Linked DNA regions of Homo sapiens: all the other regions are linked to region 1. A link is a loop called in an ENCODE intact Hi-C map of the cell type or tissue named here. Cell type or tissue: mammary epithelial cell. All regions are shown on one strand.

The links. A loop is a pair of places that touch in the nucleus more often than their neighbours do. Peaks named below come from ENCODE experiments on the same cell type or tissue, not always from the same donor. Only the 100,000 strongest peaks of a DNase experiment are listed, where the experiment ranks them.
Region 2: a loop joins it to region 1, with 6 times the contacts of the local background. A loop is called at or near these places in 3 of 110 quality-filtered maps.
Region 3: a loop joins it to region 1, with 9 times the contacts of the local background. A loop is called at or near these places in 94 of 110 quality-filtered maps.

What each region holds. Positions count from the first base shown.
Region 1 is chr6:112,042,636-112,045,135 of GRCh38, reverse strand. No RefSeq gene overlaps it. Among named protein-coding and RNA genes, the nearest start is that of CCN6, 10 kb to the left of the region's middle. RefSeq lists a silencer at 1,272-1,371. In mammary epithelial cell, CTCF peaks have their summits at 1,275 (motif pointing right) and 1,943 (motif pointing right); DNase peaks (open chromatin) are centred at 145, 1,385 and 1,925; H3K4me3 peaks cover 768 bases; H3K27ac peaks cover 1,154 bases.
Region 2 is chr6:111,571,816-111,574,315 of GRCh38, reverse strand. TRAF3IP2 (TRAF3 interacting protein 2) reads left to right here. Exons shown (of 9, transcript NM_147686.4): 5 at 1,333-1,421. It also overlaps TRAF3IP2-AS1. Among named protein-coding and RNA genes, the nearest start is that of TRAF3IP2, 33 kb to the left of the region's middle. In mammary epithelial cell, no CTCF peak of the experiment used is centred here; a DNase peak (open chromatin) is centred at 1,015; H3K27ac peaks cover 1,718 bases.
Region 3 is chr6:111,708,859-111,711,358 of GRCh38, reverse strand. The region is part of intron 5 of FYN (FYN proto-oncogene, Src family tyrosine kinase); the gene reads left to right. Among named protein-coding and RNA genes, the nearest start is that of TRAF3IP2, 100 kb to the right of the region's middle. RefSeq lists an enhancer at 1,000-1,129. In mammary epithelial cell, a CTCF peak has its summit at 1,299 (motif pointing left); a DNase peak (open chromatin) is centred at 1,098; H3K4me3 peaks cover 262 bases; H3K27ac peaks cover 438 bases.

The DNA.
Region 1 (2,500 bases):
GAAAACAAGGCCAAATATCTCAGAGGTTTATAATTCATTTTGTCACTTGGCCTTGTTAGTCTGGTTTGCAGGGGGAGCTCTGTGTGGGAAACAGGGCTGAGTTAATCAGAGGCAGACACCGAGGCCGACCACATGCAAAGGAGAAGCAAGAGAAGAGGAGGACAGAAAAATTTCCAGTATTTCCAAATGTGGGTGAAGCTAATCTTTCAGAGAAGGAAAAGTATGCATAATGTGGTGTGTCATTCCTGATTTGTAAAATGCTTGCACATGTGAATCATAATTCAATTAGATGGGGACAGTGACAGGCATCCTGGACTTGGAGTCAAAAGACCCTCATTCACCTTCAAGCTCTGCTACTTTTCTGAGCTCACTCACCTTAGACAATTTCCTTCAGGCCTCCCTGCCTCCAAGCTTCCTACCTCCCCCAGTCCAGCCTCAACATTGCCATTTGATCTCTTTTTCTTAAACACAAATTAGATCATGTCACTCTCCCGCTCAAAACCCTTTTTCACTCCCCCTGGAATAGAACCCAGCTCCTGGGAAGCACAGTAGAAGGCCTTCCACGATGAAGCAACCTCACCCCTGCACTATCCTTGCCTCACCTGCCAGCTCAGGTAGCACAGACCTGCTGTACTGCGAGTCCCCCAGCCTCTTGCTTTTGCTTATGCGATTCTACCAGGACAACCCTGCCCACTGCTTTATCTGATAAGCAGTTTGCACAAGCGACTTCTCCCCTGAGAACGCTTCCTAACCAGCACCCACAGCAAAGCTCCTCAAGCAATTAGCGTGCCACCCTGCCCTTGTAAAGCCCATACTGCAATCATCTGTTTATATGCACGGTTGCAAGATTTTGCTTATAAAAATAATGATAATAATAGATGCCCAGTTAACTGCTTTAGCATATATGGGACACACACACACACAAATTCCGTGTTAACCTGAAATTCAAATTTAACTGGGCATATGTTCATATGGCTTGTCCCTACTAGACTGGGTCACTGAAAATAGAGACTGAGACATCTTCATAGCCTTGGTACCCACAACATGACTGACTTACAGCAGGGGCTTGGGAAATACTTACTTTAGAGTTTTTAGCCTTAAAGTTACTAATCTTACAGGAAAATGAATAAACACTCCACTCACTTTTTATTTGCCTTCTTCAGTGAGATCTACATTAAGTGAGATCTAGGTTTTGCAGAAGGCTAAAGGTCACCCTTCTGCAAAATCTAGATTGCAGTTTCCAGACTGTCCGGCTCCAACCTGCCATGAGCCCCTGCGGACGCTAGATGGCGGAATGGGTTAAGGGACTAGCCCTGCTCTGGGGTCCGGGCGCCCCTATATAAAAGCAGGCGCTTCCTCTGCCGCAGAGCCCTGCATTATTGATTGTGACGCTGCCGCAGAGGTGGGAGGAGCCCGCCGCCATCTCGCCAAGTCTGCAGTATCGGGAACATGGCTTTAGGATCCTTTTCTCTCTCTGCAAAAAGTCCCTCGATAGCTGGAAAGAGAGAGCTCTCTGTGGCCCACATGATTGTTTTCATTCATAGGAAGATCAGACCTTCCCATAGTCAGAATCATTTTTATTTCACATTGTCATTCTGAATAGCGGCACCAAAGAATAGCAGCTGTACTTTCTGAAAGCCACTGATTTGAATCGGCACCTATCGTAAAATATTACCGCGTCACTGAAAGGCAAAATAGTCGGGGGCGGTGGGGGAAATTCATCATCTCTTTAGGTTTCTCAGTTACAAAACATTCTTATAAAAATAGATGAAAGTACTACGGACGTAAAATAGTTTCATGATATTTAAAACCACGGCCGTATTTTCAACCAGCATTCATTGGAACCGGAATCTGTATCTTGGAACTGAAAAGCGCTGATCTGAAACTAAACCGTGGGTGGGGCCCTGACGCCGTCCCCTCCGTGGCACCCTTCCCTCCGGGCCAGCAGAGGGCGCTCAACGGGCAGTCAAAGGGGCTCTCGCAGGAGTCCTGCCTATACAAACATTTTATTTTAGCAGGGAACTGAGTTGTCTATTTACTCACCAGTGTTTTTATTTAGCCAATGCCTTTCTTTGAATATAGATGTGCTGATTAGAGTGCTGTATTGTTCCCTCTCTTTATGAGCCACACATATAATGCATCCTCCATGTTGTCTCATTTGAGTTTCCTTTGTGAAATGAGAATTTAGAGACAGTGTAAAACATCTTGACTAAAGAATCTTAGATTCTGTACTCATAACCATCAAATATAATTCAACAACACATTTAAAGCAGCTTTTCCTGTTGAATCTTTCCCAAGCATTTTGCTTTTTCTTTCCATTGGAAATATCTTTCTTCATGTATCTGTGTATCATCAGTTTTAGTAATATTTGCTCAAATTAATATTTGCTCAAATTGTGTCGTTATCGGGATACAATTAAGTGGAATGAACAGATTAGGAAAGAGGCAAACAACACACTGGGCCTACTAAAGAGGAGCCTCCTCTCCTACCAGCTGTGAGC
Region 2 (2,500 bases), 470 kb after region 1:
GGGAACCTCTTTGAACCAAACCTGAAACAAAGCCTTTTGCATCTGCTAATTCCTTTTGGGGGATCTGTGCTGTTTAGTCATTGACAACTCTGAAAGCTCTCTATGACAATGATTCATTGCTGTTTTCATTCAAAACATTTTATTTCTGAACACTTTCTTAAGATCTTAATCATTTTAATTTTGAGCATTTCTGGAGAACAGATGCTGCCCCACATACATTATAGTCCTGATATCAATCTATAGATCATATATATCTTACCATAATCTATAAAGGAAGTCCTCAAATACGTAACAATTGGGTGAATGTTAGGTGTTCAGAAGAAAATTGAGTGCCATCTATATATCTGGCTGCTTAAGTGAGTTAATATGACCATTATACACACTTCCATTTGGGAGGTGTGTTTCAAAAAACCTCAGTGTAGATACAGACTCGTATTTTCTCTCCAGCCCCCCTTTCTTCTCCATCTTCTGCCCCAAGGGCTTCCTGAGATTTAAGTGGTCCATTCCAGACTAAAAGCCAACACAAAGTAATTATTCAGCTTTCACATTAAAATGCTAGTCAGACAATTTCCCCAAGACTTTAGCCTGAGAAAACACTGGTTCATCCTGACTGGGTAAAGCTTATCCAAACTGTACTGTCTGCTGCTCTAAGCTGACCCAGGGATGAGTGATGGAGTCTGTGATGTTGGACTGCCCAGAGGCAGTGTCTCTTCTTCAAGCTGCTGAAGTGTTTTTTTACTAACATATCTGAGCTGTGCTTTGGTCTACTCCAAACTTGCTGGCCTTTCTGCAAAAGTGAGTGGATTGCGGGGAAGAAGGGAGCGGGGAACCAGTTTCTCACTCTCCTCCCACTTGCTATTGTCAGAAGAGCGAGATTTCAGGGCAGCAGAGAGCATCAGGAGATCAAAAGAAGACACTGCTGGGTGGTCCCTTAGCAAGTTTTAGCTTCTTTGCCTGCTGGGAGAGTATTCCTTGGGCACAGTGCCAAGTGTCTCTAAGAAACTAGTCATGCCTGATCTTAAGGGCTCGCGGATTCTGGGTGGTGGATTTCCTTAGGCTTGTCTGAGCCTGCCAGTGCTCTCCTCTGTCGCTCTGATTTCCATTCACGCTGAGCAGTCTGCACTCCCTTGGACAGACCCACTGGCATTTTGGGCCTGAGGAGCTGTGCCCTGAGGACAGCATACAACGTAGGCATAAGCTCTTAGAGCACCCCAAGCCCAAGGTTTCCTCTTATTATTCTAGAAGGACAAAAGATATTGCATATAATTTAGAAGTTTGTTTACAATAGAATAATTTGATCAGTTTCTAATAAATGTAAAAATTTTCTCTTAGGGAAAGTCTTTATCACTTATTCGATGGACACAGCTATGGAGGTGGTGAAATTCGTGAACTTTTTGTTGGTAAATGGCTTCCAAACTGCAGTAAGTATTTTGTCCAAATAGATAACTGAACAGTTATAGTGAGTACAATGGAGAGAAAAGCAGCAGAAGAAAAAGTGTAATAGCTGTTGGTGTTTTAAATGATATTATTTGATTTATGTGATTATGCATTGAATGCTTATAGATTTAGGTAATAATTTTCTAGATTTTAAGCTATCTGAAGTCTCCAGCATTTTTTTCCTGTATGCTGTTTGAGTGACCCCAAGTACCTCTGAACAGCAAGATCAGTGCTAATGCTGACCACATATGCAGCGGCCCCTGGCCTGAAGGAAACGCCGGGCTCTTGCTGCACTTTGTACCTTTGTCCTTTCTCACCAATCATGCCCACTTTGTCTGAGTTTCCCATGATGCAGGAAGCTGCAGGCTTCACCATGGTCACCTGCTTATTTAACAAGGACCTTTTGTTCTGCACTGGGTTATGAGGTTTGAAGTAGAATCCTGCAGCCTGAATCCCCCATTGCGCACAGCTGCCATTTTCATACCTTGACGCAGTGATGCTTCTGGATGGGTGATACTGGCCAGGTTTGGGGCTGGTCTAATCCAGTTCCAGGGGAGGCTGACCTCACCCAGCCCTGCAAGCCCACTGTGATCTTGGCTCCAGAAATCTCAGGAAACACACACTGCCCCTGTCCCCCTGCAGTCCCTTGACACAGTACAGCTTAAAGCCATGTAAATTTTTCTCTATGATAAATAAAGTACCACATGATGCTACTCAGGGGACTGGCTTTCCTCAAACACTGAGATAACTTCTTTTCCTTTCCAGAGCCCTCTTCTAGGCCTTTTCTAGTGAATTCTAGAGAGTGGTGAAAAATTAAGGGAAATATCTATGAATATAAATGTCTATGGGTAAAGAGGGATACTTAGTAACTAAATATCAATTTTAAAAGTTATTTAGTATTGTTTAACAGGAGTTTTTATTTGAAGCTTTCTTTATTCTATAAGATAATTTTTTTTTTTTTTTTGAGACAGAGTCTAGAACTGTTGCCTGGGCTGGTGTGCAGTGGTGTGATCTTGGCTCACTGCAACCTCTGCCTCCTAGGTTCAGCCTCTCAAGTAGCTAG
Region 3 (2,500 bases), 330 kb after region 1:
CAGTGACTCTTTAAAATGTAATACATGTTTTACACAGAGTGGAGTATTGGTCACAGCTGAGGGTAGGTTTGTTGTTTTTTTTTTCCTATTGTGATAAAAAGAAATCCTGGTTTAGAGCCCCACCCAAGCATTTGATAAAATTGTTACCGACATAAAATGCTACACTACTGAGCAGATCAAGGCTGACTTCTGTTGGCAAATAACTACTCCCTGGCTCCAAGGCTCTAGGGCTCCCAGCTCCGGGGCCCACAAGCCTACGAGCAACTTTGGGGTTTGGGGGTAGACACTTTTCTTGGTGTGGGGTGTGGTGGGGGCACAGAATCTTTTAGCAAGTCTTTAAATCAGAGGAACAGAGACAGCTGTTATAAAACCTTAAAAGCCATTCTAAACCAGCGCCAGGCTTTAAATCATATATTTGAATTAGAGCAAGATAACAAAGAATATCTCACCAAGTGCAAACTGAAAAATCTGAACTATAAGAACCGTTTAAAGAAATACAGCTTTAACAATGCTAATTACCCACAGTAACTCAAGAAATAAAAGATAACATAGTAGAGATCCTATTTTCCTAAATCAACATGAATATAGAGTATATCTATTTATAGGTGAATTGGTGCTTCTAGTGTATCAAAAAGATGACTTAATTCACTCGCTCAACGGCTCTCAATGAATATTTTGAGTCTGTACCAGCCTCTCTAGGCTCAACATGTGAGGTTTACTACATAATAAACATTGAATCTTTGTCACTTTATGTCTCCTTTGATGAAGAAGATGACCCTAGAAAGCCTAGAAAAAGAGAAATCAAGGATTTTATCTTTCTCATGAGTAGCTGAAAACCCTTGTGAGATTAATAGGGTCAAGTGAGAAAATCATGAATTCCTGATTCATGACTTCAGAATGAGCTGATAATTGCATTCTGATCTGTGCTACACTATTTAGGTACCTAGACCAAAATGAGATAGTTAATGCTAGATTTGAATTGGAAATGACTTCATTAATGCCAGATCACCTGAATAAGGCTGGGCTTGTCCCAACCTGCAGCAAAATGTATTGGCTTCCCGCCCCTATTGACAGTCTCAGATACCCTAAAATTGATGCTAGCCATTTTTTTCTTAATTTAATTCAATTAGAACTAACTTGATGAAGGTTATCTTGCATTAAAAAACAATAAGCCTCTGCTACAAGCACTTAATTTTTTCCTCGCCATTTTGGAGCATTTCCCAGGCTGGGCGGGAGAGGGTGGAGGGGGAGGAGCTGGGTATTGTTATTTTTAATGATGAAATGTCTCCATCTAGTGGAACTTCAGAGCAGTAAACCTTGTCACTATATTAAAGTGAAGATTATGTCTCCAAAGCCATTTTCCTTAAACACATACAGTGTTTAAAGAAAAAAATAAACTTCCACATATGTTCTTAGATGATATCCTTACAACTGTATGTATTCCTTTTGGAAGGCATAGAAATGAGACCAGTACAAACTGTTAACATTTTTAATGTCATGATTTGAACCTCAAAGAGAGGGGTGCTTACAATAGGGGAGCAGCACAGTGCAGATCCCACCCAGTTGGTAACGATCTAGCTCTTAAGTTGGGCAGTGGGTTCACGGGGTTCATATATACTGTACCTATATTCTTCAGTATGTATAAATATTTCCTAACAAAGATCTAGACATGAACTAAATTTAAGATTATGAATAAATCTAGACATGAACTAAATTTTATGAATAAAGAACTTTCTGAATATGAGTACTGTACTTTTGCTGGATTTGTAATAGGGTAAAAAGGAGAGATTAGGAAACTAAATTAAAGCATAAGGTTTTAAAAACCTTTGCTGGCACCTTGGTTTTTTTTGTGGGCTATTCTGTTACTTATGCCACCAAACATTTTCCCACAGCAGCACCCCCAGCACATGCTGGCTGGTCACCTTTGTTCTGTTGCTCTATTAAATCCTATCTGGAGGCGTTGCTCACTGCTCACCTTGCTCAGAGAGTCCAGCTTTAGAGAGCGGCCTCTGGAGTAATGCTTGAGTTTAATGTGGAGGCTGATTATTCTCTACCTGATTAAATCTGTCTGGGGAGCATCTTTACCATGGCCAGAAGCTAACACATTTTTTTTTTCCCCTGGCTGAAAGCTTTGACACAGAACTCAGCCAAAAGAACGATTTTTTTTTAAAATGCCTGAAGTTTTGCTTGCTGCCTCCAAGGACCAAAAAAGGAGGAAAAGAAGGTCCTGAGCCCCAGGAGATCAGATTTGCTGGGAGGTCTGATTTGCTTGAGGGCAATCATGTCGTTGACTGCAGGCTGGTGGAAGGTTCTGCAGATACTCAGTGGATGTCAGAGCCGCAGCGCCACATCCATGGCCTCCCCGATGTTAATGGGAAGAGGTACACACTCCATTCCTGCTCTTCATCACAGGTAGCCCTGTTTGAATCTAAGCAGATGAATTTGAACTGCTTAATGTACTCACTGGCTTTAAGATGAGAGTAGCTACAAGATCCCCTTT